Linked DNA regions of Homo sapiens: region 2 is linked to region 1. A link is a loop called in an ENCODE intact Hi-C map of the cell type or tissue named here. Cell type or tissue: GM12878. All regions are shown on one strand. Each heading gives the region's core, and the rest is flanking DNA. Links, peaks and the distances in the headings are about the cores only.

Region 1 (15,551 bases), core at 4,732-9,731:
AAACTCTTCTCTGCTAAAGGAAAAAATAATTTTAGGCATCAACTAATCAACATCCTACACAGAATATGAGGCAGAGACAAATCTGCTGTTGCTTCAAATAGTCTAGTACCATCCTCTTTACATGAGCATTTCATGTTGCTGAGTATGGTTTTAGTTTTCAAATATGTTTTATATTTTCACTCATAAATATATCATCACTGAACTCAAGCCACTACACATGGTGTTCTGATGAAAAAGAAACCGATTTCAATGATGAGGGGAAAGCTGGTTGTTGAACACTGATATGGTTTGGCTCTGTGTCCCCATCCAAATCTCATCTTGAATTATAATCCCCATGTACTGGGTGAGAAACCTCCCAAGTGACTGGATCATGGCGGGGGCGGTTTCCCCGATGCTGTTCTTGTCATAGTGTGGGAGTTCTCACAAGATCTGATGGTTTTTAAAAATGGCAGGTTCCCCTGCACTCTCTCTGCCACCACCTTGTGAAGAAGAGATACTGCTTCCCCTTCACCTTCCACCATGACTGTAGTTTTCCTGAGGTTTCCCCAGCCATGCAGAACTGTGAGTCAATTAAACCTCTTTTGTTTATAAATTACTAAGTCTCAGGTAGTATCTTTATAGCAGTGTGAAAAACGGACTAATACAAACATTGACTGTTTTAAATGTGGTCTCCCACTGAAATACCCTATATATTAATGTATGTTGGCCAGGCATGGTGGCTCACGCCTGTAATCCCAGCACTCTGGCAGGCCGAGGCAGGTGGATCACCTGAGGTCAGGAGTTTGAGACCAGCCTGGCCAACTTGGTGAAACCACGCCTCTACTAAAAATACTAAAATTAGCCGGGCGTGGTAGCAGATGCCTGTAATCCCAGCTACTTGGAGGATGAAGCAGGAGAATAGCTTGAACCTGGGAGGCGGAGGTTGTGGTGAGCCAAGATCGCACCATTGCTCTGGGTGACAGAGCAAGAGTCCATCTCAAATAACAAAAAAAAAATATGCTGGTGGCCAAGTAGCTTTTCTAAAATTTGAAACACAGAATTACTGAACTGGTTTTTTCTTTTTCCGAACAAATTTATTTGGACGAAGCAATACTAAGACTGTCTTTGTAAGTGCTAAGATCATCTTATTCATATTCCCAGAAGTCCTTCTGAAGATCAACAAGGGGCTATCAGAACACAAATCAGAAAGCACCAGTCTTACAAATAATGAGGAGGCGATCTAAAGGAAGAAAAATTCCAAAAAGAAATGTTGATTTCTTGGTTTCGACAAATACACCAGAGTAACATAATTAACAACCCCGGATTCTTTCTGCCTCTGAAATTCAGAATCTGCCACTGACCATGACCACAAACAATATTTAATATGGATAGGAGCGATGACTCACGCCTGTAATTCCAACACTTTGGGAGGCCGAGGTGAGCGGATCGATTAAGCCCAGGAGCTCGAGACCAGCCTAGCCAACATGGCAAAACCCTGTCTCTACAAAAAAAAAAAAAAAAAATACAAAAATTAGCCAGGCATGTGCCTGTGGTCCCAGCTACTTTGGAGGCTGAGGTGGGAGGACCACCTGAGCCCAGGAGCCAGAGGTTGCAGTGAGCTGAGACTATACCACTGCACTCTAGCCTGGGCAACAGAACAAAACTACGCCTCAAAAAAAAAAAAAAATTTAATCTGTTCTTGCCTCAGTTCCTTATGTAAAAAATGAGGGCAACAACAGTAATTAACTCAAAGAATTATTGTAAGAATTAATTTAGTCAAAATATGTAATATAATAATATACATATGCAATGTGCAAGGCTCTGCAATGCATCAATCGAGTCTTTGCTATAATTCTTTCTGACCCTTACTTCATCTTGCGCACCACAAAACAAACATGAGATCTCAACTTTTTTCACCAATTGCATTAATATTTAACTTCTAGATAATCAAAGCTCACTAATCAGAAATATTTGTTTTTAAATATTTTCAAATTGCTACAATAATCGCTTACATATATGAAACTACATGCTCTTCCCTAAACAGTTCACTTTTTTAAATGCTCCCTTTTTTCACTCTTTTTTTTTCTTTATGTTTTTTAAGGTGGGGTCTCGCTCTCTCACCCAGACGAGTGCAGTGGCGTGACCTCGGTTCACTGCAACCTCTGCCTCCCAGCTTCAAGGGATTCTCCTGCCTCAGCCTCCCAAGTACCTGAGATTACAGGTGCATGCCACCACACTTGGCTAATTTTTGTATTTTTAGAAAAGACAGGGTTTCACCATGTTGGTCAGACTGGTCTCGAACTCCTGACCTCAAATGATCCACCCGCCTTGGCCTCCCAAAGTGCTGGGATTACAGGTGTGAACCACTGCACCTGGCCCCTTTTTTCTCTTTCAAAAGCATACGTACTTTCTGTAACCAGACAGTGGTAATAATTTTACAAAACTGTGAATATACTAAATAATCACTGAACTACAGTAACCTTAAAAATGTTGAATTTTATGTATATAAATTATGTACTTAAAAAAAAATACCTGAAATGATCCCCCTTTTCACCATAACACAATAGACTCCATTAGAAACAGGGAGAAGGATAACCGAAGACTAGGAGAAGGTTATTTATAATACATATATCTAACACAAGACATATTCAAAATTTCTGAAGAATTTCTATTAACTCAATAATAAAAGACAAACCACCCAATGAACACAATTGGCAAAGACTTGAATAGGCACTTCACCCAAAATAGAATATTCAGATACCCATAGCACAAAATGTGGTCAACATCATTGCAAATTGCTGAAACAAAAATTAAAGCGACAGTGAGATACCACTACTCATCCACTAGAATGGCCAAAATTAAAAGGATCGGTAGATGCCTGTAATCCCAGCACCTTGGAAGGCCGAGGCGGGTAGATCGTTGGAGGCCAGGAGGTGGGGGTTACATTTGAGATCGCACCACTGCACTCCAGCCTGGGTTACAGAAACTTTATCTCAAAAAAAAAAGAAAAGAAAAGAAAGGACTGGTAGTATTAAGATATCATATAGTTAAGAGGAATGAATATGTGTGTGTAATTAGAGGACATGTAAAGGAATGTCCATGGGGCAACTTGGTTAATAGTAGCCAAAGATGGTCGAGCATGGTGCCTCATGCCCGTAATGCCAGCATTTTGGGAGGTCACAGGGGGAGGATCGCTTGGGCCTGCGAGTTCGAAACCAGCCTGGGCAACGTGGCAAAACCCTCTCTCTACAAAAAATTAGCTGGACGTGGTAGCACAGGCCTGAATCCCAGCTACTTGGGAGACTGTAGTATGAGTAACACCTGAGCCAGGGAGATTGAGGCTGCAGTGCGTAGAGATCAGGCCACTGTACTCCAACATTGGTGACAGAGTGAGACCCCGTCTCAAAAAACAAAACAAAAAAAAATAGCAGCCAATGATTGGAAACAATCCAAATGCCCAAAAGGAAGTGAATGGATTTATCTGTACAGTGGAATACTACAGAGCAATGTTTTTAAATGACTGCTTGATACAATTCGTACAAATCTCGCTGATATTTTGTTGAGTGAACAAAAAGCCAGATACAAGAGTTCACACAACTAAGAGTTCATACAAGAGTTCATAAAGTAAGTATGAAAGAAATTAGAATATAGTCTGGGCAGATGGGTGGAGGGCAGGAGAAGAGATAGACCAGAAAAGGACATTAGAAATCTTGTCTTACTGAAATATTCTCTATCAGGATGGTAGTTACAAATGTGCATACGAACATAAGAAACAAATCATTAAACTGTTAAACAAGTGTGCATTAGACACAACTATACATTATATCAGACCTTCAAACAAAATGAAAAAAAAAAAAAAAAAAAAGCAGAGGCTCACCTCAAACATCACCTTATCACTTCCTCTCTCTATAGTCACCTGCCACTCATCTTCTACTATCCTTTCCCAGCCCCTGTTATAATTTAATTGATCCCTAACCCAGAGAATCTCATAGGTCACTATTGAAGAACTTACATTTCATTATTTAAGTTTCTTTAGATCTGTATAAACCCAGAGACTACAAGTTCCCTGAGTATAGAGGCCTGCTTTTCTTTTTTTTTTTTTTTTGAGACAGGGTCTCTCTCTCTCTCTCTGTCACCCAGGCTGGAGTGCAGTCTCAGCTCACTGCAGCCCCAAACACCCAGACTCAAGTGATCCTTCCACCTCACCTTCCTGAGTAGGTGGGTCTACAGGTACATGCCAACACGCCCGGCTAATTTTTGTATTTTTTTTGTACAGACAGGGTTTCGTCATGTTGCCCAGGCTGGTCTCAAACTCCTGGGCTTAAGCAATCTGCTTGTGTCAGCCTCCCAAAGTGCTGGGATTACAGCATGAGCCAGGACACCCGGCCTACTCTGTTTTTCTCATTACCTCGTTTCCATATTGCCCAGCATAGTGCCAGGTACTTCAGACATCAATGTTTTGTTGATTTAAATAATTCCTATGATTCATGTATGGAACAATACCTCACTAAATCATATACCTTAACTTTTTTTCTTTCAAAGACAATTTCTTTCCCCTCTCCAATAGGAAACGTCTACAGTTTCTAGAAGAGGATTTGGAAAAAACAAAAAACACAAAACATTTGTATAGGCTTTGAAATTAACCTGCATATACATCATCATCAACCAGCAGAAAGGCTGCCTTAAAATATACTTACACACACATACACACATGGAAATACAATGAAGATGTAAATGATTTAAATGATTCTTTTACTTTAATAAATAATCTCTTATATTTAGTGTGCACACACTGAACAAGAACTTCATGATGTAATTAGTACTACCAACTACACATTAGACAGGAAGTTAAAAAAGCAGTTCGCAGTCACATTTCCAGCAAATGTCACGGCCAAGATCTGCAGTATGACTACAGGAAACACTGGGGTGTTAAAGTAATAGGACCTGTGCCCCAGAAAATTAATTAGACCATTGATTTACTTATTCATTCATTTATTCATTTACTACCTCCTTCATTTTTTTCTTCAGAGACCACTTACTTAAAAAAAAAATTAAGAAAAAAAATCTGAACGGTTAGACATATGAAAAGATGTTCAACCTAACCCATAATGAAAGAAATACTAATTAAAACTATTAAGATGGGCCAGGCGCGGTGGCTCACACCTGTAATCCCAGCACTTTGTGAGGCCAAGGCGGGCGGATCACGAGGTCAAGAGATCGAGACCATCCTGGCCAACATGGTGAAACCCCGTTTCTACTAAAAATACAAAAATTAGCTGGGCGTGGTGGTGGGTACCTGTAGTCCCAGCTACTCGGGAGGCTGAGGCAGGAGAATCACTTGAACATGGGAAGCGGAGGTTGCAGTGAACCGAGATCACACCACTGCACTCCAGCCTGGCAACAGAGCACAGCAAGACTCCGTCTCAAAAAAATAAACTATTAAGATGTAACTTCTCTGAGACCAAGGGGAGGCGGATCACCAGAAGTCCAAGACCAGCCTGGCCAATGTAGTGAAACCCCATCTCTACTAAAAATACCAAAAAAAAAAAAAAAAAAAAAAAAATTGGCTGGGCGTTGTGGTGCCTGCCTGTAATCCCAGCTACTCCAGAGGCTGAAGCATGAGAATCAATTGAACTGAGGAGGTGGATGTTGCAGTGAGCCCACATCATGCCACTGCACTCCATCTAGCCTGGGCGACAGAGCCAAACTCTGTATCCCAACAAAAAACAAACAAACAAACAAAAAGATGTAATGTCTCACCTATGAGATTAGCAAAAATCCAAAAGTTTGACAATCCTCTCTCAGCAAAGCCTTGGAGACACTCCAACATTAGGCAGACACTCTAACATTACTGATGACGGCACTAGCTCTAGGGAACGACAATTTGGCAAGTTATCAAAATTAGCAATGTTTACATTAACCTTTGATCCACCCACTCACATCATTTTAGGGGATTTTTCCTACATACATAATTATACATGTACAAAATGATACATATTCAGGATTCATCACTATAGCACTATTTGTAACAATAAGACAAGAAGCAACCCAAGTGTATCTACAAAGTTTGGTTAAACCGCTAATATTACACAATGGAAAGCGATGAAGCTGAAAAAATGAGACTATTCACTATGAACTGATATGAAAAGATCCCAGCATAAAGTATATTCAAAAAGCAAGGTACAATCGGGAGGAGGAAGATGGAGATAGGAGAAAGGGCTAACATGCAGCTCCCACTTTGGCAGAGAGAACACCATGTGGAGACTCGCACCGTGAACTTTTGCTTCAAGAACCACCCCAGGAATATACCAGGCAAACCGAAAAAATTCACAGATCCTTTCAAAGAAGCGGTACACTGCTGCAAATTCCGTGAGACAGGTAAAAAACTGTGAGTTCCCAAAGTGTAAGAGAGAGAAAACCTGCCTCCACACACACAACCCCACTGGGGAATCTGAAAATCCAGATCATGGGAGACGAGACGGATTTAACCTTACCTAGGGCTGAAACAGATTTAAGGGAACGTGCAAAATATAAAAGTAGAAGCAGCAGTGGGAAATGCCTTGTAAGCATTCCCAGCCTCTAGCTAGAGCCCAGGGAAGCCATCCCCGACTATATCTCACAAGGGTACTAGCAGAAGACAGCCAGTAGAATTAGGGAAGGGTAACAGGGCAAAAGAAGCTTCTAAATGAGATAGTAACAATTTCAGCTGGACATGGATTTTCTTGAGCAGAAAAGGGAGGTGGCGAGGGAACAGGAACTGCTGCAGATACCAGCGCAGAGCTGCTGACAGAGTAGGCAGACGGGGAGGGGCGAGGTCTGAAGGCCTTGCTTTCTCAGCAGGGAAGCCTGGGGCAAGGTCTGAGCAGTACACCAAGGGAGTGAGAGTGGCTTCACCCACTGCATGGGAGCTGAATGAGGTCTCTCGCAACCAGGACTCTCACAACCCCCCACTTCCCTGGTGAACTATATGACACAGCAGAGGCAGCCAAAATCCCCTATGGAACATAACCCCACTGGCCTGAAAACCAACGCCCTATCTCCCACAGTGGCTGTGGCAAGCCCCGCCTAATGAAAGTGAGTCTGAGCCCAGTTCCGCCTAACCCTGCTCCCACCTGATGGTATTTCTCTACCTGCCCCTTTAGCAGAACAGGAAACATAGCCCCACCCATCTCGCCAGAAGCCAAAATACTTGCCCAGGCCAACTTAGGGCAAGCAATCTCCCTACTTAACTACTACTGCAACTGGTGCACTCTTCAAAGTGTCACCTCCTGGTTGGAGGCCAACCAATTCAGGCCATTAGAGCAACTCATGACAGAATAACCCAGATCCCAGGAAGCGGAAAACAACAGCTAATTCCACTGCCTGCGACATCCTGGCCAACCAGAGGTCCTGAGTGTGTCCACATTACAAGTTCATTGCTAGCATAACCAGTATTCAAGAAAGCAAGTACACTCAACATATCTACAACCGAACACCACCAAAGAGTCCACTTCACTCCCCTGCCACCTCCAGCAGAGCAGGTGCTGGTATCCACAGCTCGGAGACCTGAAGATGAATCACATCACAGGACTCCTTGTAGGCATTCCCCAGCACCATCCCAGAGCCTAGTAGCCCTGCTGCTGGATGGCTACACTCAGAAGAGCAATAACAATCACTGCAGTCCAGCTCTCAGGAAGCCCCATCCCTAGAGGAAGTGGGAGACAGCAGGCCCTGAGATCCAGTCTTTTCCACCGAAATAGTCTAAACAAATGAGAAGGAACCAGAAAAGTAATTCTGGTAATATGACAAAACAGGGTTCTATAACCCCAGTAATGTATCCAAACCAAGAATAAATTTCTGAATTTCCAGATAAAGAATTCAGAAGGTTGATTATTAAGATACTCAAGGAGATATCAGAGAAAGGTGAAAACCAAATTAAAGACAACAATACAGGATACGGATGAAAAATTCTCCAGAGAAAAAATATCATAAAGAAACAGCAATCACAACTTCTAGAAATAAAAGTCACACTTAGAGAAACAGAAAATGCACTGGAGGCTGGGCACCGTGGCTCATGCCTGTAATCCCAGCACTGTGGGAGGCTGAGGCAGGCAGATCAAATGAGTTCAGGAGTTCAAGGCCAGCCTTGCCACCACGGTGAAACCCCGTCTCTACTAAAAATACAAAATTTAGCCAGGCATGTTGGCAAGTGCCTGTAATCCCAGCTACTCGGGAGGATGAGGCATGAGAATCACTTGAACCCAGGAGGTGAAGGTGGGAGGTTGCAATAAACCAAGACTGTACCACTGCGCTCCAGCCTGGGTGACAGAACAAGACTCTGCCTCACAAAAAAAAAAAGAAAAGAAAAGAAACAACAATCACAACTTCTAGAAATAAAAGGCACACTTAAGAGAAACAGAAAACGCACTGAAGGCCAGGCACAGTGGCTCATGCCTGTAATCCCAGCACTCTGGGAGGCAGAGGCGGGTGGATCACCTGAGGTCAGCAGTTCAAGACGAGCCTGGCCAACATGATGAAACCCTGCCTCTACTAAAAAAATACAAAACTTAGCTGGGTGTGGTGGTGGGCACCTGTAATCCCAGTTACTCGGGAGGATGAGGCAAGAGAATCACTTGAACCTGGAAGGCGGAGGTTGAAGTGAGTGGAGATAGCATCACTACACTCCAGCCTGGGCAACAGAGTGAGACTCGGTCTCAAAAAAAAAAAAAAAAAAAAAAAAAAGGATGCACTGCAAAGTTTCAATAACAGTAGAAGAAAGAATTTCAGAGCTCAAAGACAAGGCTTTCGAAATAACCCAATCAGACAAAGACAAAGAAAAGACACTTAAAAAAAAATTAACAAAGTCTCCACGAAATGTGGGATTACATCAAACAACCAAACCTAAGAATAACTGGTGTTTCTGAGAAAGAAGAGAAATCTACAAGTTTGGAAAACTTACTCGAGGTGAATAACTGAGGAAAACTTCCCTGGCCTTGCTAAAGAGGTAGACACCCAAATACAAGAAGCTCAAAGAACAACTGAGAAATTCCTCCCAAAAATATTATCACCTAGGCACACAGTCATCAGGTTATCTAAAGTCAAGATGCAGGAAAGAATATTACGAGTTGTGGGACAAAAGCATCAGATAACCTATAAAGAAAAACCTATCAGATTAACAGCAGACTTCTCAGCAGAAACCTTACAAGCCAGAAGAGACTGGGGTACCACCTTCTGCTGCCTGAAACAATAATTATCAGCCAAGAATATTGTATCCAGCAAAACTAAGCTTCATAAATGAAGGAGAGATCAAGTCTTTTTCAGACAAAGGCTAAGAGAATTTGTCACTACCAAGCCAGCACTACAAGAAATGCTAAAAGAAGTTCTAAATCTTGAAATAAAACCTCGAAACACACCAAAATAGAACCTCCTTGGCAGGGCGCAGTGGCCCATGCCTGTAATCCCAGCACTCTGGGAGGCCGAGGTGGGCAGATCACCTGAGGTCAGGAATTCAAGACCAGCCTGGCCAACATGGAGAAACCCTGTCTCTAGTAAAAAATACAAAAATTAGCCAGGCGTGGTGGTGGGCACCTATAATCCCAGCTACTTGGGAGGGTGAGGCAGGCAGAATTGCTTGAACCCAAGAGGCTGAGGTTGCAGTGAGCCAAGATTGTGCCACTGCACTCCAGCCTGGGCAACAGAGTGAGACTCCATGACAAAAACAAGACAAAAAGAATCTCCTTAAAGCATAAATCTCATAGGACCTATAAAACAATAACACAATGAAGAAAAAAAAACAGCTATTAAGGCAACAACAAGCATGATGAATACAACAGTACTTCATATCTCAATACTAACACCGAATGTAAATGGCCTAAATGCTACATTTAAAAGGTATGGAATGGGAAAATGGATAAAATTCCACCAACCAAGTATCTGCTGTCTTCAAGAGACTCACCTAACACATAAGGACTCAAATAAACTTAAGGTAAAGGGGTGGAAAAAGATACTCCATGCAAATAGAAACCAAAAGCAAGCAGGCATAGCTATTATTATATCAAATATAACAGACTTTAAAGCAACAATAGTAAAAAAAAAAAAAAAAAAAAAAAAAAAAAAACCCACAAAGAGGTGACATTAAATAATAATAAAAGAATTAGTCCAACAGGAAAATAACAATCCTAAATATATATGCACCCAACTGGAGCTCCCAAATTTATAAAATAATTACTAAACCTAAGAAATAGGATAGACAGCAACACAATAAACACAGTAAAATAATAATAATCCTAGCAACATAATTATGTAATAATAATTGTATCCTGACTTCAGATAACCTGATGACTGTGTGCCTAGGTGATGATCTTTTTGTGATGAATTTCTCAGCTGTTCTTTGAGCTTCTTGTATTTGGATATCTACATCTCTAGCAAGGCCAGGGAAGTTTTCCTCAGTTATTCCCCTCAAGTAAGTTTTCCAAATAATAGTGGGGGACTTCAATACTCCACTGACAGCATTAGACAGGTCATCAAGACCGAAAGTCAACAAAGAAATAATGGATTTAAACTACACCCTGTAACAAATTAACTTAACAAGTATTTACAGAACATTCTACCAAAAACTGCAGAATATACTTTTTTTTGAGGCCCGTCACCCTGGTTAAAGTGCAGTGGCACAATCTTGGCTCATGGCAATCTCTGCCTCCCAGGCTCAGGCAATCCTCCCACTTCAGCCTCCCGCATAGCTAGGACTACAAGTGTGCACCACCATGTTCAACTAATTCTTTTATTTTTTGTTGAGACAAGGTTTTGCCATGTTGCCCAGGCTGGTCTCAAACTCCTGAGCTAAAGCAATCCACCTGCTTCGGCCTCCCAAAGTGCGAGACCTACCATGCCTGGCCAGGATATACATTATTTTCATCAGGACATGGATAGACCAAGATAGACCATATGATAGGTCACAAAACAAGTCTCTATAAATTTTTTAAAAAATCTAAATTATATCAAGTATCCTATCAGACCACAGTGGAATGAAACTGGAAATTAACTCCAAAAGGAACCCTCAAAACTACACAAACACATGGAAATTAAATAATCTGCTCCTGAATGATCCTTGAGTCAACAATGAAATCAAGGTGGAAATTAAAAAATTATTTGAACAATAATAGTGTCACAACTTATCAAAACCAGTGGGCAACAGCAAAAGCGGTGCTAAGAGGAAAAGTTCATAGCATTAAATGCCTACATCAAATGCCAGGCAAGGTGGTTGACGTCTATAATTCCAGCACTTTAGGAGGCCTAGGCAGGTGGATCACCTGAGGTCAGGAGTTTGAGACCAGCCTGGGCAACATGGTGAAACCCTGTAAAAATACAAAACTTAGCTGGGTGTGGTGGCCCACACCTGTAATCTCAGCTTACTTGGGAGGCTGAGACAGGAGACTCACTTGAACCCAGGAAGCAGAGGTTGCAGTGAGCTGAGATCATGCCACTGCACTCCAGCCTGGGCGACAGAGTGAGACTCTGTCTCAAAAAAAAAGAAAAGTCTGAAAGGTCACAAATAGGCAATCTAAGGTCATACCTCAAGGAACTAGAGAAACAAGAAAGAACAAACAAAACCCAAACCCAGTAGAAGAAAAGAAATAACAAAGACCAGAGTGGTGCTAAATGAAACCAAAAGAACAACAACAATACAAAAGGTAAATGAACAAGCTGGTTCTTTGAAAAGACAAAAGTGACAGACCATTAGTGAAACTAACCAAGAAAAGAAGAACGATATCTAAATAAGCCCAATTAGAAACAAAACAAAAGATATTACAACCAATACCACAGAAATACAAAAGATCATTCAAGGCTACTATGAACACCTTTACATGCACGAAGTAGAAAATGTAGAGGAGAGGATAAACTCTGGGAAATACACGACCCTTCTGGGACCAGTTGGATTCACAGCTGAACTCTATCAGACATTCAAAGAAAAACTGGTGCCAATCTTAATGTAACTATTCCAAAAGACAGAGAAAGAGGGAATCCTCCCTAAGTCATTCTATGAAGCCAGTATCACCCTAATACCAAAATCAGGAAAGGACATAACAAAAAAATAAATCTACAGACCAATATCCCTGATAACAGATGCAAACATCCTCAACAAAATACTAGCTAACCGAATCCAACAGCCTATCAAAAAGATAATCCACCATGATCAAGTGGGTTTCATACCATGGATGCAGAGATGGTTTAACATACACAAGTCAGTAAATGTGATGTATCACATAAAAAGAACTGAAAATCATGTGATCTCAATAGATGCAGAAAAAGCATATAACAAAAAAATCCAGCATCCCTTTATGATTAAAACCCTCAACAAAACTGGCACAGAAGTAACATACCTTAACGTAATAAACAAACCCACAGCCCATATTCTACTGAACGGGGAAAAGTTGAAAGCATTCCCCGTGACAACTGGAAGAAGACAAGGATGGTCCACCCTCACCACTTCCATTCAACATAAGTACTAGAAGTCCTAGCCAGAGCAATCAGAGAAAAGAAATAAAGGACATCCGAATAGGTAAGAGGAAATAAAACTGTCGCTGTTTGCTGACGATATGATCATATACCTAGGAAACCCTAAAGACTCATCCAAAAAGCTTGTAATCTGATAAATTCAGTAAACTTTCAGGATACAAAAATCAACGTAAATTAATAACACTGCTCTACACCAACAATGACGAAGTTGAGAAACAACTAAAGAACTTAACCCCTATTACAAAAGCTACAAAAAAATAAAATACTTAGGAATATACCTAACCAAGGAGGTGAAAGACCTCTACAAGGAAAACTACAAAACACTGCTGAAAGAAATCATCGACAACACCAACAAATGAAAACACATCCCATGCTCATGGATGGGTAGAATTAATATTGTGAATATGACAATACTGCCAAAAGCAATCTACAGATTCAACGCAATTCCCATCAAAGTACCATCATCAATCTTCACAGAACTAGAAACACACTATCCTAAAATTCATATGGAACCGAAAGAGAGCCCAGATAGCCAAAGCAAGACTAAGCAAAAAGAGCAAATCTGGAGGTATCACATTATCTGACTTTTTATACTGCAAGGCTATGCTTACCAAAACAGCATGGTCCTGGAATAAAACAGACACATAGACCAATGTAATAGAGATCCCAGAAATAAAGCCAAATATTGGTGACTCACGCCTGTAATCCCAGCATTTTGGGAGGCTAAGGCGGGCGGATCACTTGAGGTCAGGAGTTCGAGACCAGCCTGACCAACAGGGTGAAGCTCTGTCTCTACTAAAAATTTAAAAATTAGCCAGACATAGTGGCAGCCACCTGTAATCCCAGCTACTCGGGAGTCTGAGGCGGGAGAATTGCTTGAACTCGGGAGGCAGAGGTTGCAGTAAGTCAAGATCACACCACTGCAGTCCAGCCTGGGTGACAGAGCGAGACTCAGTCTCAAAAAAATAAAAACTAAAAACCATAAAGTGGGGAAAGGACACCCTTTGCAACAAATGCTGCTGGGATAACTGCCAAGCCACATGTAGAAGAATGAAACTGGATCCTCATTTCTCACCTTATACAAAAATCAACTCAAGATGGAGCAAAGACTTAAATCTAAGACCTTAAACCATAAAAATTCTGGAAGATAACATTGGAAAAACTCTTCCAGACATTGGCTTAGGCAAAGAGTTTATGACCAAGAACCCTAAAGCAAATGCAATAAGAACAACAACAAACAGATGAAACCTAATTAAACTAAAAAGCTTCTGCACATAAAAAGAAATAATCAGCAGATTATCAGCTTCTGCACATAAAAGAAATAATCAGCAGAATAAACAGACAACCCACAGAATGGGAGAAAATATTTGCAAACTATGCATCCAACAAAGGACTAATGTTCAAAATTGACAAGGCACTCAAAGAAATCAACAAGAAAAAAATAATAATAATCCCATCGAAAAGTGGGCAAATTACATGAATAAGCATTTCTCAAAAGAAGATATACAACACAATACCACCTTATTCCTACAATAATGGCCATAATTTAAAAGGCAAAAAACAACAGATGTTGGCATGGATGTGGTGAAAAGGGAACACTTTTACACTGCTGGTGAGAATATAATACAACCACTATAGAAAACCGTACAGAGATTTCTTAAAGAACTAAAAGTAGAACTACCATTTGATCCTGCAATCCCACTACTGGGATTGTCACTATATGAATGACACTGGGAAAAAGTCATTATATGAATGACTACTGGGAAAAGTCATTATATGAAAAAGACACTTGCACACACAAGTGTGCCCTTCAATCAATAAGTGGATAAAGAAAATGCAGTATATATATATATACACACACATACACACATACATACATACATACCATGGAATACTACTCAAGCCATAAGAAGGAACAAAATATGGCTTTCACAGAAACCTGGATGGAGTTGGAGACCATTATTCTAAGTGAAGTAATTCAGGAAAGGAAAATCAAATATCGTTTTGTTCTCACTTATAATTAGGAGCTAAGCTATGAGCAGGCATAAGAATGATATAATAGACTTTGGGGACTAGGAGGGAAGGGTGGGGGTGGTTAGGTATAAAAGACTACACAGTGGGTACAGTGTACAGTGTACACAGCTCAGGTGACAGGTGCACCAAAATCTCAGAAATCACCACTAAGGAATTTATCCAATGTAACCAAAAACCACCTGTTCCCCAAAAACTATTCAAATTAGGGCCAGGTGTGGTTAATCCCAGCACTTTGGGAGGCCAAGGTGGGCAGATCACGAGGTCAAGAGTCCAAGACCAGCCTGGCCAACATGGTGAAACCCCATCTCTACTAAGAGTATAAAAATTCGCCAGGCGTGATGGCGCATGCCGGTAATCCCAGCTACTCGGGAGGCTGAGGCAGGAGAATCGCTGGAACCCAAGAGGCGGAGGTTGCAGTGAGCCAAGATCATGCCACTGTACCCCAGCCCGGGCAACAGAGCAAGACTCCATCTTGAGGGGGGAAAAAAAAACTATTCAAATTAAAACAAAAAAGCAAGGTACCCATATACAATATAGTATTTCAAGAATGGAAGAAACTTGGTATATAGAAAAACAAGTATATAGAAAAACAAGTAATCTGTGTATTTAAAGCTGCTCTAAAATTAAGTTTGTTTCTTTTTAAAGCAAGGCACAGACAGTATTTAATTTACTAGACTTTGTGTAAGAAAGAAAGGAGAATGAGACTACATATTTATCTGCTTATGGTTGCATAAGGAAATACTAGAAAAAAAATCACAAGAAACAAATAATAATTATATATTTGGGAGGAAGGGGGGAAACAGGAAAAAGAGAGAGACAAATAATTCTTAGTGTAAACCTTTGCTATAATGTTTTAACTTGCTGATTGCTTTTTCCAAAAAGGTTGTTTTTAAAAGCAACTCCACAAGAATTACCTCACTCTCTACAAAACCCAAGGGAAATAACTGGCACAGTATTCATTCCAGTAAATGTGGTTTTAACAACTATTAAACTCCTTTAAACATAAACTGTTAATCTCTATGGTATATGCTGCTTTCCATAAA
Region 2 (15,551 bases), core at 6,239-11,238, 100 kb after region 1:
GTTTTATGTTGATGTTCCTGAGATTTCCTCAGAGATGATACATTCACACTATCAAATTCTTCCAGACCATTTCACAAATAAGTTTTTACTTAGCATCCTGACCCAAGACTTTCTTTTTGGCATGCCAATCAGTCTTCCTTCAAAAACAGGTTCTACATGATTGTGCGCTGAGCCTATTGCTGAAATAATTATCACTTTGTTTTACCAAGCGAGCTTTAGTCAGGCAACTAGGGATGTGCTGGAGTGTGTCCTCTTAGAAATACAAGTGAAATGTAACAGATTGCCAATAGCTATATTTTCCAAAATGGCTTATTTATGGTTTTCCCTTTAAACTTGGCTTTGACTCAACTCACAAAGTTTTACAGCTAACATTTAGAGGTCACGTGGGGGGCAGAAGGCATCATCAGGTTGATTTTAACTGACTAGTTTATCTCCAGTTTCTGGCCCAATGGGAAACTAAAAATGGAAATTTACTTTCTGCTCCTTATTCTAAAACAAAGACGTGATTTCTTGCCAAAAATAAATCATAGAATGTGGAAGTGTTTAAAGAAGATCCAGAATGAACATTATCGTGTATATCCAGGCTTTTCTGTGAATGAATAGTATACATGTCTCTTTAACAAAATGGGATCCTGCAGGACATATTGTTTTATAAACTGCCCTGTTTACTACATATACAGTGAACAGCTTTTCATAGATTAACCACACCATACAATAAGGAACAACATGCACTGGATAGTCTCTGATTTATTTAACCAGTTCGCTGCAGGTGACATTTAGTTTGTGAGGTGGATGTTAGTTTGTGGGATATTTTTTGCAGCTTGGCTCACTCAACACCCATTTCAACTCTTTTCTCCTTGCCTTTCTCTATTCTAAAGTTTGGGAAGAGAAACACTTGTTTTCCCAGACACCCCGATGGCTAGGGTGGCCATGTCATTTGGTTCTGGCCAGTGAGAATATGAGACTGTGTTGAGACCACTCAATTTGACATAGCACACCTGCTCACCAAAATGTGTGTGGATTTCTCCCCATCAGCCCACCAAGCAAACCTCCAGCAGATTCTCCAGCGCATACCGGCTAGGTGTCCTCTAATTCAATTCTGACACTACATACCTGGAGATAGTGTCCGTTCCCACAGGTGGAAGGATCAGCCCCACTAAAACTGCCTCCACTTCAGATGCCAATCACAAGTCCGTGCCTCCCCAGACTTTCTGACTGGCTACAAACCAGACCCTCTCTTGGGCTTGATTAATTTGCTAGGAGGGCTCACAGAACTCAGGGAAACACTTACGCTGATGGTTTATAATAAAGGATACAGATGAAGAGATGCATAGGGTGAGGTATGGGGTAAGGGGTGTGGAGCTTCCACACTCTCCAGGAACCTCCATACATTCAATCATCTGGAAGCTCATCAGAACCGTGTCTTTTATGGAGGCTTCATGGCACAGGTAAGATTGATTCAATCATTGACCATTGCTGATCAACTTAACCTTCAGGTTTTCTCCCTTCCCCATAGGTCTAGGGGTGGGGCTGAGAGGTCCAACCCTTTAGTCATCTAGTTAGTTCCCCTGACAACGAATCCCCAACCAGAGCCTATCTAGGAGCCTCAGCTACGAGTCTTCTCATTAGCAGACAAAATACACTCTTTGGCTAAAAGTGGTTGCTCACGCCTGTAATCCAGCACTGTGGGAGGCTGAGGCGGGAAGATTGCTTGAGCCCAGGAGTTTGACACCAACCTGGGTAACATCACAAGACCTCGTCCCTATAAAACAAACAAACAAAATAAAACCACACAAAGAAGAAGGAGGAGGAGGAGGAGAAGAAAGAAGAAGAAGAAGAAGAAGAAGAAGAAGAAGAAGAAGAAGAAGAAGAAGAAGAAGAAAAGAAGAAAAAAAAAGAAGAGAAAAGAGAAAGAAGTAAAAAAAATAAACAACAACAACAACAAAACACCAAAAGAAACAAGAACCTAACCAGGTGAGGCAGCATTCACCTATGGTCCCAGCTACTCAGGAGGCTGAGGTTGGAGGATTGCTTGGACCCAGGAAGTCAGGAAGTCAAGGCTGTAGTCAGCTGTGATTGCTCTACTGCACTCCAGCCTGGGTGATGGAGCAAGATCCTGTCTCAAAAAACACTCATCACTATGGAGATTCCAAGAATTTTAGGAGCAGGAAACCAGATGAAGACCTAATATATATTTCACAACAGCACAGAGACACAAAAGGAGACAGCTGAGAATGCCTCTTTGGCTTCCCGTTCTGCACAGGTGGCAATGCCTGAGTTGGAGCAATCACTGCTGATAGAACAGGGAGAGAGGGGCTTGGCTTCTTCATAGCACCCTGGAGTCTCCAGCAAGCCCTGCACTCCCTCCCCACGTTGGACTTCTTATGGCATGAGATAAGTAGGCCCTGTATTTATTTATTTACTTACTTATTTTATTTTATTTTATTTTATTTTTTTTTTTGAGGCAGAGTCTCGCTCTGTCACCCAGGCTGGAGTGCAGTGGTGCAATCTTGACTCACTGCAACCTCCCGAGTAGCTGGGACTACAGGCGTGTGCCACCAAGCCTGGCTAATTTTTGTATTTTTTGATAGAGACGGGGTTTCGCCATATTGCCTAGGCTGGTCTTGAACTCCTGACCTCAGGTGATCTGCCCGCCTTGGCCTCCCAAAGTGCTGGGATTACTACAGGTGTGAGCCACCGCACCTGCCAGGCCAGAGATAAGTAGACCCTGTATTTAAACCACATCTAAAACAAACTGCGAAATGCCTCTGGGTACTCACCAGGTGATTTCTTGGAGATATATTCCCAGAAGTAGAATTGCTGGGTCAAAGAGGATACATTTGTAAGGCTTTGGAAAGGTTTTATCAATTACACTCCCACCATTCCCATGTGAGTACATCGCTTTCCCTACATCCTGCTAACTCTGTGCATTATCACTCTTCTTAGTCTTTTCCAATCTGATGGGTAAAAAAGGATAACTCATCATTTTAATTTGCATATCTTTGATTACCACAGATACTGAGCATCTGTTCATATGTTTATCCAATGCTTGTATTTCTTCTTTTGTAAGCTTCAAGTTAGGGAATTTGACTAGAAGCAGCTGCTTCCCTCATCTTTGCTTGTGGACAGTTTTCGGGGATATGGCTAGAAGCCAACCGGTTTGAAATGTTAGCAACTCCATTATGTCCCTGCTATTTTCCAGAGGGTATTACAGGCATTAACTCTGTCTCAGGCCTGCTCTTTGGCCTGCTTTTAGATGCTGCACAACCCCCAAAACACTTGGCAAAAATCTAGATGAGAAAAAAAAACTGGGGTCCCTTCAGCATCTGCTACTTAAGGCATATATGCTGAACAAGTTTTTGGACAGCTTTGGTTGCTACTTCAAATACAGTGTGACGAATCTTTCATTTTCTTATGTTGGGTAGACCCAGATAGCCTAATAAGGCAAAGAACAGTAATTTCTTATAAGCAACACAAATGCCTCCACATAAATCACACATTTCAAGTAATATGATAATTTGGATAGATAACATGGATTTTTTTCGTGGGCGCCACTCCATTTTGACATGGAATAACAAGTCAAGTCTTCATCGATTTTTTTTGAGACGGAGTCTCGCTCTGTCGCCCAGGCTGGAGTGCAGTGGCACGATCTCCGCTCACTGCAAGCTCCGCCTCCTGGGTTGACGCCATTCCCCTGCCTCAGCCTCCCGAGTAGCTGGGACTACAGGTGCCCGCCACCACTCCCAGCTAATTTTTTGTATTTTTAGTAGAGACGGGGTTTCACCGTGTTAGCCAGGATGGTCTCGATCTCCTGACCTCGTGATCCGCCCGCCTCGGCCTCCCAAAGTGCTGGGATCACAGGCGTGAGCCACTGCGCCCGGCCGATCCATTTTTAACGCATGTTTTTGTAATCACCCAGGGCTAATAAAAATAAGTTTTGACTGGTTATAAGGGCTAGATTCTAAGTCCGTTACACCTGGGGACAGAGGCAGGGCCAAAAGTATGTGCTGAAGCTGACACAGAAAAAAGAGAACAGAGAGTCTAGGGAGACTCTGGCTGTCTAGACCTTTGCATGTATGGTCTCTGCCTTTCCAAATCATTTTCCGTGAGTGATTCTCAGCCTGCAGGGCCCAAGGGGAACCTACAGGCTCAGGCTAGCATTCTTAGACACTGGGGCTTTCACTTCAAGAAGCAGATTACCGGCCGGGCGCGGTGGCTCACGCCTGTAATCCCAGCACTTTGGGAGGCCGAGGCGGGCGGATCACAAGGTCAGGAGATCGAGACCATCCTGGCTAACGTGCTGAAACGCCGTCTCTACTAAAAATACAAAAAATTAGCCGGGCGTGGTGGCGGGCGCCTGCAGTCCCAGCTACTCGGGAGGCTGAGGCAGGAGAATGGTGTGAACCCGGGAGGCGGAGCTTGCAGTGAGCGGAGATCCCGCCACTGTACTCCAGCCTGGGCGACAGAGCGAGACTCCGTCTCAAAAAAAAAAAGAAGCAGACTACCGCCGGGCGTGGTGACTCACGCCTGTAATTCCAGCACTTTGGGAGGCCGAGGCGGGCAGATCACCTGAGGTCAGAAATTTGAGACCAGCCTGGCCAACGTGGTGAAACCCCACCTCTACTAAAAATACAAAAATAAGCCGGGCATGGTGTGGGGCTCCTGTAATCCTAGCTACTCGGGAGGCTGAGGTAGGACAATTGCTTGAAACCGGGAGGCAGAGGTTGCAGTGAGCCGAGATCATGCCGTTGCGCTTCAGCCTGGGCGACAAGAGCAAAACTCCGTCACACACACACACACACACACACACACACACACACACGCAGACTACCGCTGATTTGGAAGCGGCAACAGCGATTGGCATCTTACTTGGGAAGATGGGCTAATATTTTTGTTTTTGTCTTTGTTTTTTGAGACAGGGTCTCACTTTGTCACCCAGGCTGGAGTGCAGTGATGCAATTATGGCTCACTGCAGCATTGACCTCCCAGGCCCAAGCAATCCTCCTACCTCAGCCTCCCAAGTAAGTGGGACCACAGGCACTTACTTGGCTAGGTTGTTTTTTTAATTATTTATGTTGTAGAGACAGAGTCTCTGTATGTTGCCCAGGCTGGGATGAGCTGATATCTTCTATTTGCACCTCCAGATCTCACATTTTTCAGCAGTGCCCTGTCACAGGAGGCCAAGCTGTATGGACTATATGGGTGGTTCCCAAACTTTTGGGGTCTCAGGATTCTCACATGCTTAACAACTATTGAGGATCCTAGATAGCTTGTTTGTGTAGGTTACATCTATGTGTATTCACTGCAGTGGAAGTGAAAACTGAGAAATGTTTAAAATATTTACTCATTCATCTAAAATAACAATAAACCTGCTATAACTTAATACAAATAACATAGTTTTTAATAAATAAAAACCTCTATGTTCCAAAACAAAACTGAGAAGACAGACACTGTTTTTCACTTTTATAACTTTTTTTTTTTTTCCTTTTTCTGGAGAACGGGGTCTCGCTATATTGCCCAGGCAGGTCTCGAACTCCTGGGCTCAAGCTATCCTCCCGCCTCTTAGCCTCCCTGAGAGCTGGGATTACAGGTGTGAGCCACCACACCCGGCTATAACTTTCTTTAATATCTGGGTTAATAGAAGACAGATATTCATGTCTGCTTCTGCATTCAATCTGCTGAGATATCACAGGCCATGCAGCCTTTTGGAAACTCCACTGTTCACTATTGAGAGAATGAGTAAAAAAGGCAAATAACATCTTACCATTACTATGAAAACAGTTGTGACTTCATGGGATTTCCTGAAAAGGTCTTGGAGATCCCCAGGAGTTCCTGGCAACACCCAGCAGAACTCCTGTGACCTTTGAATCCTGTTGGGTTCAGCCAGTGGGAGCCCCATTAAGAAATTGTGACAAGGGGCCGGCACAAATGCCAGCACTTTGGGAGGCCGAGGCGGGTGGATCATGAGGTCAGGAGATCGAGACCATCCTGGCTAACACGGTGAAACCCCCTCTCTACTAAAAATACAAAAAATTAGCCAGGCATGGTGGCGGGTGCCTGTAGTCCCAGCTGCTTGGGAGGCTGAGGCAGGAGAATGGCGTGAACCTGGGAGGTGGAGGTTGCAGTGAGCTGAGACTGCGCCAGTGCACTCCAGCCTGGGTGACAGAGCGAGACTCTGTCTCAAAAAAAAAAAAAAAAAAAAAAGAAATTGTGTCAAGGAAGCATGCCATCAAAGTATTTATTCTCTTGGCTCGATCCTTGTAGAGATTGCTCACACCGAGGCTGGCTGTGTCTCTTGAAAGGAGCGTAAGGGCTTCTCTCAAATGATTGTTTCCTATGGATTCCAGTTACTCCTCCCCTCTTCCCTTTGGGCCTAGGAGTGAAAACAGCTCTTGGATTATCAATCTTCAGTCCTTCTATACTCTGTGCATACCTTTGTAAATAAACACTCCTGAATTTATCCCCACAAATAAAACAAAAATCCAATAAACACAGAGGCTTACTATATGCCAGTTCTCAAAGTGACTAGACCTCAAAGTGATGTTGGACTATCAGCATTAGTATTACCTGGGAATTTATTAGAAAGCAAATTCTTGGATCTCCCTCCAGACTGACTGAATAAGTTATTTTAGGGACGAGGCCCAGCAATAGCAAAGTTTTAAAAGGCCCTTCTGGTGAGTCTGATGCATTCTAAATTGTGACCAGTTTTGTTTGTCTTTTGAGACGGAGTTTTGCTCTTGTTGCCCAGGCTGGAGTGCAATGGCGCGATCTCGGCTCACCACAACCTCCGCCTCCCGGGTTCAAGCAATTCTCCTGCCTCAGACTCCCAAGTAGCTGGGAATACAGGTGCCCACCACCATGCCCAACTAATTTTGTATTTTTAGTAGAAATGGGGTTTTGCCATGTTGGTCAGGCTGGTCTCGAACTCCTGACCTCAGGTGATCTGCCCGCCTCAGCCTCCCAAAGTGCTGCGATTACAGGCGTGAGCCACGGCTCCTGGCATGTGACTCAGTTTTAAAATGCTGATTAACAGCTGGGCGCGGTGGCTCCTGCCTGTAATCCCAGCACTTTGGGAGGCCAAGGCAGGTGGATCACGAGGTCAGGAGATCCGAGACCATCCTGGCTAACATGGTGAAACCCCGTCACTACTAAAAATACAAAAAAATTAGCCGGGCGTGGTGGCGGGCGCCTATAGTCCCAGCTACTTGGGAGGCTGAGGCAGGAGAATGGCGTGAACCCGGGAGGTGGAGCTTGCAGTGAGCTGAGATTGTGCCACTGCAGTCCAGCCTGGGTGACAGAGCAAGACTCCGTCTCTAAATAAATAAATAAATAAATGAATAAAAATTAAATGCTGATTAACTAAGATGATTAACAACAGTGCTCTGGTAAACTTAGAAACAGTTACAGTTAGATGAGGTTAGCCTTAGTGAATAACAGCTAATGGTAGCAAGTATTTATATGCTGCTAGGCACTATTCTACACCTGATGTGTTAACATATTTAGTCTTTACAACCATATAGTGTAATAACTCTTAGTAGGCTGTTATGGTTTGAGTATCAGTCCACTCCAAAACTCATGTCGAAATTTAATTCTCAATGTGGCAGGGGCCTTTGAGAGAGATGACTGCATCTCGAGGCCAGGGATTCATTTATTCGTGGGTTGATGAATGAATGGGTTATCACTGGAGAACTGTCAGCTTTGTACGTGGAAGACAGGCCTGAGCTAGCTTGTCAGCATGGTGACACGCTCTGCCTCTCATTGTGTGTGATGCCCTGAGCCTCCCTGGGACTCTGTAGCATACCCACCAGCAACAAAGCCCTCGCCAGACACGGCCTCTTGACCTTGGACTTCTCAGTCTCCAGAACTGTAAAAAATATATTCCTTTTCTTTATAAGATACCATTTTAGGTGTTCTGTTATAAGCAACAGAAAACAAACTAAGACACGGACCAATTTCGTGGAAAAACTTAGGTTTAGGAAGGATGAATACCTTGGCCTGAGAACACACAGTAAAAGTGGCAGAGCTCAGTTCCAACTCAGGTAGCCTAGCACCAGCCTCTGTGCTCCTCCCCAATATACAATGAGGCCCCATAGCAGCAACAGGGTGTTCTGGAGGAACTCAGGCTTCCTGGCAACAGAGTTGGTGGAGGGTCCCTCCTGCCAAGCTAGAATAATCGCCTATACTGTTTCCTACACCAGAAGAATGAAGGTGAAGCTCCTTCTAGGGAAGGGCTGGAATGAGTGAGCTTTCACTCAAAGAGATTGGGTAGGCTTTTCTGAATCTAGTTAATAGAGGACTCGAGGGACTTTCCAGTAAGCTGGTGAGTCACTGAGCGCCGGGACATAGCTGGGGGTTCTATCTCCTGTTCTTAAATGTGTTGTCTCAGGCTTGAATTACATAAACTAGTCCTGCCATATTTTCTCCATGCCTTTCACCCAGCCTTTTACTTTGTTTTCGGTTGACTTTTCACTGTAAATAATTTTAAAACTAAATAAAACATTTAAAATTTCTGCTTTTAAAATACCAATCATACACTTTAAACATTTATTTTCAACCTATCCATGAAGCATTTGATCCATTTTTCAGAAACAGTTCTGGGAAAACTCCTCCCAAATTACTTTAGCATAACAAAAAAATCATTTGTTCCTGCATTAAGTGAATCAGTTTATTCCTTACACATTCATACAGTTGCTCAAAAGTGAGTCTCTCTGCCATATGCTAAATCTATATAAAACTGTTTTGGGCCAGGCACAGTGGCTCATGCCTGTAATCCCAGCACTTTGGGAGGCTGAGGTGAGAAGCTGCTTGAGCTCAGGAGTTTGAGACCTGCCTGGGCAACATGGTGAAACCCATCTCTACAAGAAGTACGAAAATTAGCTGTGGTGACGTGTGCCTGTAGTCCCGGCTACTCGGAAGGCTGAGGTAAGAGGATCGCTTGGGCCTGGGAGTCAAAGGTTGCAGTGAGCCAATATGGTGCCACTGCACTCCAGACTGGGTGACAGAACAAAACCGTCTCAAAAAACAAAACAAAACAAAACCTTGTTGTGGGTAAAGTGAGAAGTATGCACAAATCAATAAACTTACAAATATTTTAGAGGCCAAATAGTCTGGGACAGCTTTCTTCAAATCAGTACACAGAAACATCTCAAGGGTTTGTGAGCGAGAAGAATTTTCATAATTTTCTTGAACTCAGTCTCTAGTTACCTTCTCTCTGATTTCCTGCCCCAAGGCTCCAGAGGTCCTGTGATGAGTTTTTTTTTTTTTTTTTTTTTGAGACGGAGCTGAAGTGCAATGGCATTATCTCGGCTCACCGCAACCTCCACCTCCCAGGTTCAAGTGATTCTCCTGCCTCAGCCTCCCGAGTAGCTGGGATTACAGGCATGTGCCACCACGCCCGGCTAATTTTGTATTTTCAGTAGAGGTGGGGTTTTACCATGTTAGTCAGGCTGGTCTCGAACTCCTGACATCAGGTGATCCACCTGCCTCAGCCTCCTAAAGTGCTGGGATTACCAGCATGAGCCACCTGGTCCGGCCCCACATGAGCTCTTCTTTACACATGAAAACCTTCCTTCTCTGAATCATACTTACCTCAGGGTGTAAAATCCTCCAGGGTGGTGAGAAGTGAATGGGGTCCGGCCTCACATGAGTTCTTCTTTACACATGAAAAACTTACTTCTCTGAAACATACTTACCTCAGGGTGTAAAATCCTCCAGGGTGGTGAGAAGTGAATGACTGTAATGTCCAAGGAACAAGATTTCACAGAAATGGATGGATGGAATTAGAAATAACTAAAGTCATTAAATTTAACATATCATAATTTATTGCGACAAAGTATAAGAGAAATAAAGTAAAAATAAAAGTTCAAGAAGAAAAAGGAATGATGTAAAACCCCTATTAAAAAAGGTATAGGGCTGGGTATGGTGGCTCATGCCTGTAATCCCAGCACTTTGGGAGGCTGAGGTGGGCAGATCACCTGAGGTCAGGAGTTCAAGACCAGCCTGGACAACACAGTGAAAGCCCATTTCTACTAACAATACAAAAAAATTAGCCAGGAGTGGTGGCGGGTGCCTGTACTCTCAGCTACTCAGGAGGCTGAGGCGGGAGAATCACTTAAACCCAGGAGGCAGAGGTTGCAGTGAGTTGAGACTGCACCATTGCACTCCAGCCTGGGCAACAACAGTGAAACTCTGTCTCAAAATAAAATAAAATAAAATAAAGACTGATGTAACAATTTATTTAAAAAGTCAGTATTGGGCCAGGCACGGTGGCTGATGCCTGTAATTTCAGCACTTTGGGAGGCCGAGGCAAGCGGATCACTTGAGGTCAGGAGTTCGAGAACAGCCTGGCCGACACGATGAAACCCCATCTCTACTGAAAATACAAAAATTAGCTGGGCACGGTGGGCAGGCACCTGTAATACCAGCTACTCAGGAGGCTGAGACAGGGGAGTCGCTTGAACCCTGGAGGCAGAGGTTGCAGTAAGCTGGGATTTTGCCATTGCACTCCAGCCTGGGGGACAGAGCAAAACTTCATCTCAGAAAAAAAACAAAAAAACAGGCAGTACTGACAGTATGTCAGAACTTGCATCCTTTTCTTCTGTTTTTTTTTTTTTTTTGAGGCTGAGTTTTGCTGTATTGCCCAGGCTGGAGTGCAGTGATATGATCCTGGTTCACTGCAACCTCCGCCTCCCGGGTTCAAGCAATTCTCCTGCTGCAGCCTCCTGAGTAGCTAGGATTACAGGCACCCCCAACCATGCCTGCCTAAATTTTGCAGTTTTAGTACAGACGAGGTTTCATCATGTTGGCCAGGCTGGTCTCGAACTCCTGACCTCAAGTGATCCGCCCACCTTGGCCTCTCAAAGTGCTAGGATTACAGGCGTGAGCCACCGCACTTGGCCCTTTTCTTCTATTTGAATTTATGAAAAGTTGTAGATGTCAACTTGAAAATGTACAAGGAGGTACAGAGTTGGTTTTTGTTTTTTGGTTTTTTTAGAGAGGGTCTTGCTCTGTCACCCAGGCTGGAGTACAGCAGTGCAATCACACCTCACTGCAGCCTTCATCTCCCAGGCTCAAGTGATCCTCCTGCTTTGGTCTCCTGAGTAGCTAGGACTACAGGCATGCACCACTGTACCCAGCTAATTTTTTTATTTTATTTTTGTAGAGATGGGTTCTCACTATGTCAGCCAGGCTGGTCTTGAACTCCTGGCCTCAAGTGATCCTCCCATCCCAGCCTCCCAAAGTGCTGGGATTACAGATGTGAGACACTGTACCCAGCTGAGTTTTTAAAAACAATTTTGAGGGTATGCCAGCAAAAAAATGTTATGTTTCATTTTTGATCACCATAGCAGTATGACTGTCATCTTTCTATAAACTGGGGGTAGGTAGGTATGAGGGACTTGTAAAGCCATCAACCCAACAGGACACTGAGCACTAAGACAGCCATCAACTCACCAGGAGAGTGAGCACTAAGAACTTCAGAGCAAGCTTCTAAGCCTCTGGGAAGCAGCTCCCTCATGCTGATTTCCCCACCTGAAGTAAAGGCCATGCCAACCTGTCTGCCTTCCTTACCATTAGTCTCCACACTTCCAGGACTGTGTGTGCACCACTCCAGTAAGGGGGAGTTAGATAAGGCAAACTCTGGGTAAGATGGAAGGTACTGATCTAATTAAAAATTTTGAAGAACTAGTATTCCTTTTTGTTATGGCATGTAATAAGCATCTGTGCTGACTTACTGTTTTTGTGTTTTTTTTGAGACAGAGTTTCGTTATGTCGCCCAAGCTAGAGTGCAGTGATGCGATCTTGTCTCACCACAACCTCGGGTTCAAGCGATTCTCCTGCCTCAGCCTCCCAAGTAGCTGGGATTACAGGCACGCGCCACCATGCCTGGCTACTTTTTGTATTTTTAGTAGAGAGAGGATTTCACCATGTTGGCCAGGCTGGTCTCGAATTCCCGACTTCAGGTGATCCACCTGCCTCAGACTCCCAGAATGCTGGGATTACAGGCATGAGCCACCATGCCTGATGGACTTACTGTTTGTGAATAAATGATTTTCATCTGGCTTTCTGAAATGTTGACAAGAATCACAACTAGTTCATGCTGCTTTCTCCATATTTCCTAGGCTTCTAGGGATCCCAGTAAGTAACATTTTTCCTTCTTGGAATAGTTAAAAAATGTTGTGCTTAATAAAACCAAAGAGACACACACACACATATACTCCCTTCCCACAAAAACCCAAACAAGGCTGGGCACGGTAGCTCATGCCTGTAATCCTAGCACTTTGGGAAGCCAAGGTGGGTGGATCACAAGGTCAGGAATTTGAGACCAGCCTGGCTAACATGGTGAAACCCCGTTTCTATTTAAAAATACAAAAATTAGGCCAGGCTCGGTGTAATCGCAGCACTTTGAGAGGCTGTGGTGGGCGGATCATGAGGTCAAGAGATCGAGACCATCCTAGTCAACACGGTGAAACCCCATCTCTACTAAAAATACAAAAATCAGCTGGGTGCGGTGGCTCACACCTGTAATCCCAGCACTTTGGGAGGCCAAGGTGGGTGGATCATGAGGTCAGGAGATTGAGACCATCCTGGCTAACATGGTGAAACCCCGTCTCTACTAAAGAATACAAAAAATTAGCCGGGCATGGTGGCGGGCGCCTGTAGTCCAAGCTACTCAGGAGGCTGAGGCAGGAGAATGGCGTGAACCTGGGAGGTGGAGCTTGCAGTGAGCGGAGATCGTGCCACTGCACTCCAGCCTGGGCGACAGAGCAAGACTCCATCTCAAAAAAACAAAACAAAGAAATACAAAAATCAGCTGGGCGTGGTGGCGGGCTCCTGTAATCCCAGCTACTCGGGAGGCTGAGGCAGGAGAATCCCTTGAACCCAAGAGGCGGAGGTTGCAGTGAGCCTTGATCAGGCCTCTGCACTCCAGCCTGGCAACAGAGCGAGACTCCATCTCAAAAAATCCCCCCAAAACCCCCCAAAATGAGCCTGTAATCCCAGCTACTCAGGAGGCTGAGGCAGGAGAATCGCTTGAACCCAGGAGGCAGAGGTTGCAGTGAGCCGAGATCACACCACTATACTGCAGACTGCGTGACAGAGCAAGACTCCATCTCAAAAAAAAAATAAATAAATAAATAAATAAAAATAAAAAAACCCCAAACAAAACCCGAATAATAGCAATTGTTCCCCAACACACTGACAAAGGATCTGAAACAATCATTGTATCATGACTAAAGGGAAATAATAATTTGGTGACTATTTCTTTTGAGAAGACTTTTGTGTGACACCTTTAGAGAAAGGTAGTATGTGTAAACATATTACACATATGTACATGGACACAGAGAGGTGTCCATTTTAACTTCTGTTTTCTTTCACCTCCCAATATACATTGTATCTATTTTCATTTCATTGTGTTTGCAGAAGAATTTTTATACATTTGCATTTTGAATTAAATCAAAATCCTCTTTAACATAGGATGGGGAGGAAAAAAAGACTGACTAGTGCCAATTTAGTTTCAGCCATTTTATGCAGGAATCCAAAAGCATCAAATTTCCGTGTTTTCTGGGAACAATATATAGCATGAACAAAAGGTTACAGAGGGAAGAAAATGTAATTGATTCTGAAGAGCGTGAACATCTGCAAAGAATGTATTGTAAGAGAAAATGATCTCTGAGGGTCCTACTTACGATGAAACGGTTTCTAGCTACCCATGTCAGACAAACAGCTGCCTTACACACCTCTCTCAAAGTCCAATCCCTAAACAGAGCAGGACTACTGATGCTTGAAGTTACTTTCTGAAACATGGAAGCAAATAGAAACGTGGTAAAAGACTTCACAAAACTAAACTCCTCTAGTGGTAATGAGCTAATGTAATGTACTTAGAGAAAAAGTCAGAAAAAACTATAGTCTGGTCAAAATTCTGTCATTAAATTGTGGCCAACTCAATTGATCTCTTTGAGCCTCAAGGTCCTCAACTTTGACATGGGAGGGTTGGACCGACAAGGATCTTTTAAGATGTTGTCTAGGATTATAAAATTAACAGAGTACCTTTTCTTCTAGAGGTCTCTTGAGTCTTAAGACTTTCAATTTTGGATGGAAAGAACAAAAATTCTAACACTGATTTAAGAACATCAACATTTATTTAACATGATAAAAAAAGAAATGAGATATGAACATTTGCATTTAAACAATAGTAAGTAGCCTTTAATACATTACATGTGCTCATTGTATAATATATACACAATGAACATAATTACATTTGTACACAAACTAAGTACCGGATTTGGAAACCTGCTTATTGCTGTACACATGTATTCCAATGAAATATAAGCCCAGTACTTCAAAATACCTACACTTTGTTTTTTTTTTTTTTAAGAAAAGATAAGCAGTAACATTTGTGTTTAAGCTGACAGGAGTGTGGCAGTAACTGCTGACATTGCAATCTGACCGAGAAAGAATTATAGCAGAAAACAGGACATACTTCACTTAGCAATAAAATGGCACATTTTAAATACATATATATAAAATTTTTACAAATCAAGTGTGAAACAAAAGCACTGCAGTAGCTAAAATGGGAAGAAAAAAAAGAAAACAAGCTTCAATGGAAATAATAACTAACTTTAGAAAATGAAAAGCAAAAAAATATATATATAAATTCACCTAGACTTAAGAAACATCGAAATCTGGAAATCAGCAACTAAGTAAGCTCTGGAAATAGACTGCACATTAAAAAGCACCTTTACTTATGTGCTCTGAAATCATAGCAGCAAGCTGGTGTCAGAATAATAACCTTGAGATTACGAAGTGTACATATGGGCCATTAAAGCTGTTTTGGAATAAACATTTTCCAGAAGTGATAAAATGATGCTCTGTGACCAAAAGCATCAGAACTATGAATTTCATAGATTTAAAATATACTGTACAATATCTTCTTACACTGCTGAAGGTCCATGTCTTTAGCTTTGAATGGTTTCAACAGAAGTCAGTATAGCTGAAAAATAAGAGAGAGGAAATTACTTTGACACCTGCAACGTTAATTAATTACCATTTCCCAAAGTAACTAAGGGTGACATTCTGTAACAACAGAACTGACAAGCATGGCCATGAAAATCCTAAAATACAATACATCAAAGGATATTTTTCTTCATTTCCATAGCTTAATTCACAAAGCAAAGAAACATAATGCAATTTTTTTTTTTTGAGACAGGGTATCACTATCGCCTAGGCTGGGGTGCAGTGGTATGATCCCGGCTCTCTGCAACCTCTGCGTCCTGGGTTCAAGCGATTCTCCTGCCTCAGTCTCCCAACTAGCTGGGATTACAGGCACATATCACCATGCCTGGCTAATTTTTGTATTTTTAGTAGAGACGGGGTTTCACCATGTTGGCCAGGCTGGTCTCGAACCCCTGGCCTCAACTGATCTGACTGCCTTGGCCTCCCAAAGTGCTAGGATTACAGGCATGAGCCACTATACCCGGCCCCACAAGGAAACATAATGTAATGCAATTCTTCTTCCTTCCTCCTCCTCCTCCTTCTCTTCATTATTATTATTA

Evidence for each region. Hi-C counts contacts between places; a loop is a spot of excess contacts. Peaks named below come from ENCODE experiments on the same cell type or tissue, not always from the same donor. Only the 100,000 strongest peaks of a DNase experiment are listed, where the experiment ranks them.
Region 2: a loop joins it to region 1, with 2.0 times the contacts of the local background. A loop is called at or near these places in 2 of 110 quality-filtered maps.

What each region holds. Positions count from the first base shown.
Region 1 is chr12:19,474,242-19,489,792 of GRCh38, reverse strand. The region is part of intron 3 of AEBP2 (AE binding protein 2); the gene reads right to left. Among named protein-coding and RNA genes, the nearest start is that of AEBP2, 43 kb to the right of the region's middle. RefSeq lists an enhancer at 6,429-6,930 and a silencer at 6,644-6,938. In GM12878, for the core only: no CTCF peak of the experiment used is centred there; a DNase peak (open chromatin) is centred at 6,962; H3K27ac peaks cover 1,777 bases.
Region 2 is chr12:19,374,969-19,390,519 of GRCh38, reverse strand. It overlaps PLEKHA5 (pleckstrin homology domain containing A5), which reads right to left. Exons shown (of 32, transcript NM_001256470.2): 32 at 14,120-14,989. Among named protein-coding and RNA genes, the nearest start is that of AEBP2, 57 kb to the left of the region's middle. RefSeq lists enhancers at 8,130-8,179, 8,210-8,459. In GM12878, for the core only: no CTCF peak of the experiment used is centred there; a DNase peak (open chromatin) is centred at 8,319; H3K27ac peaks cover 1,045 bases.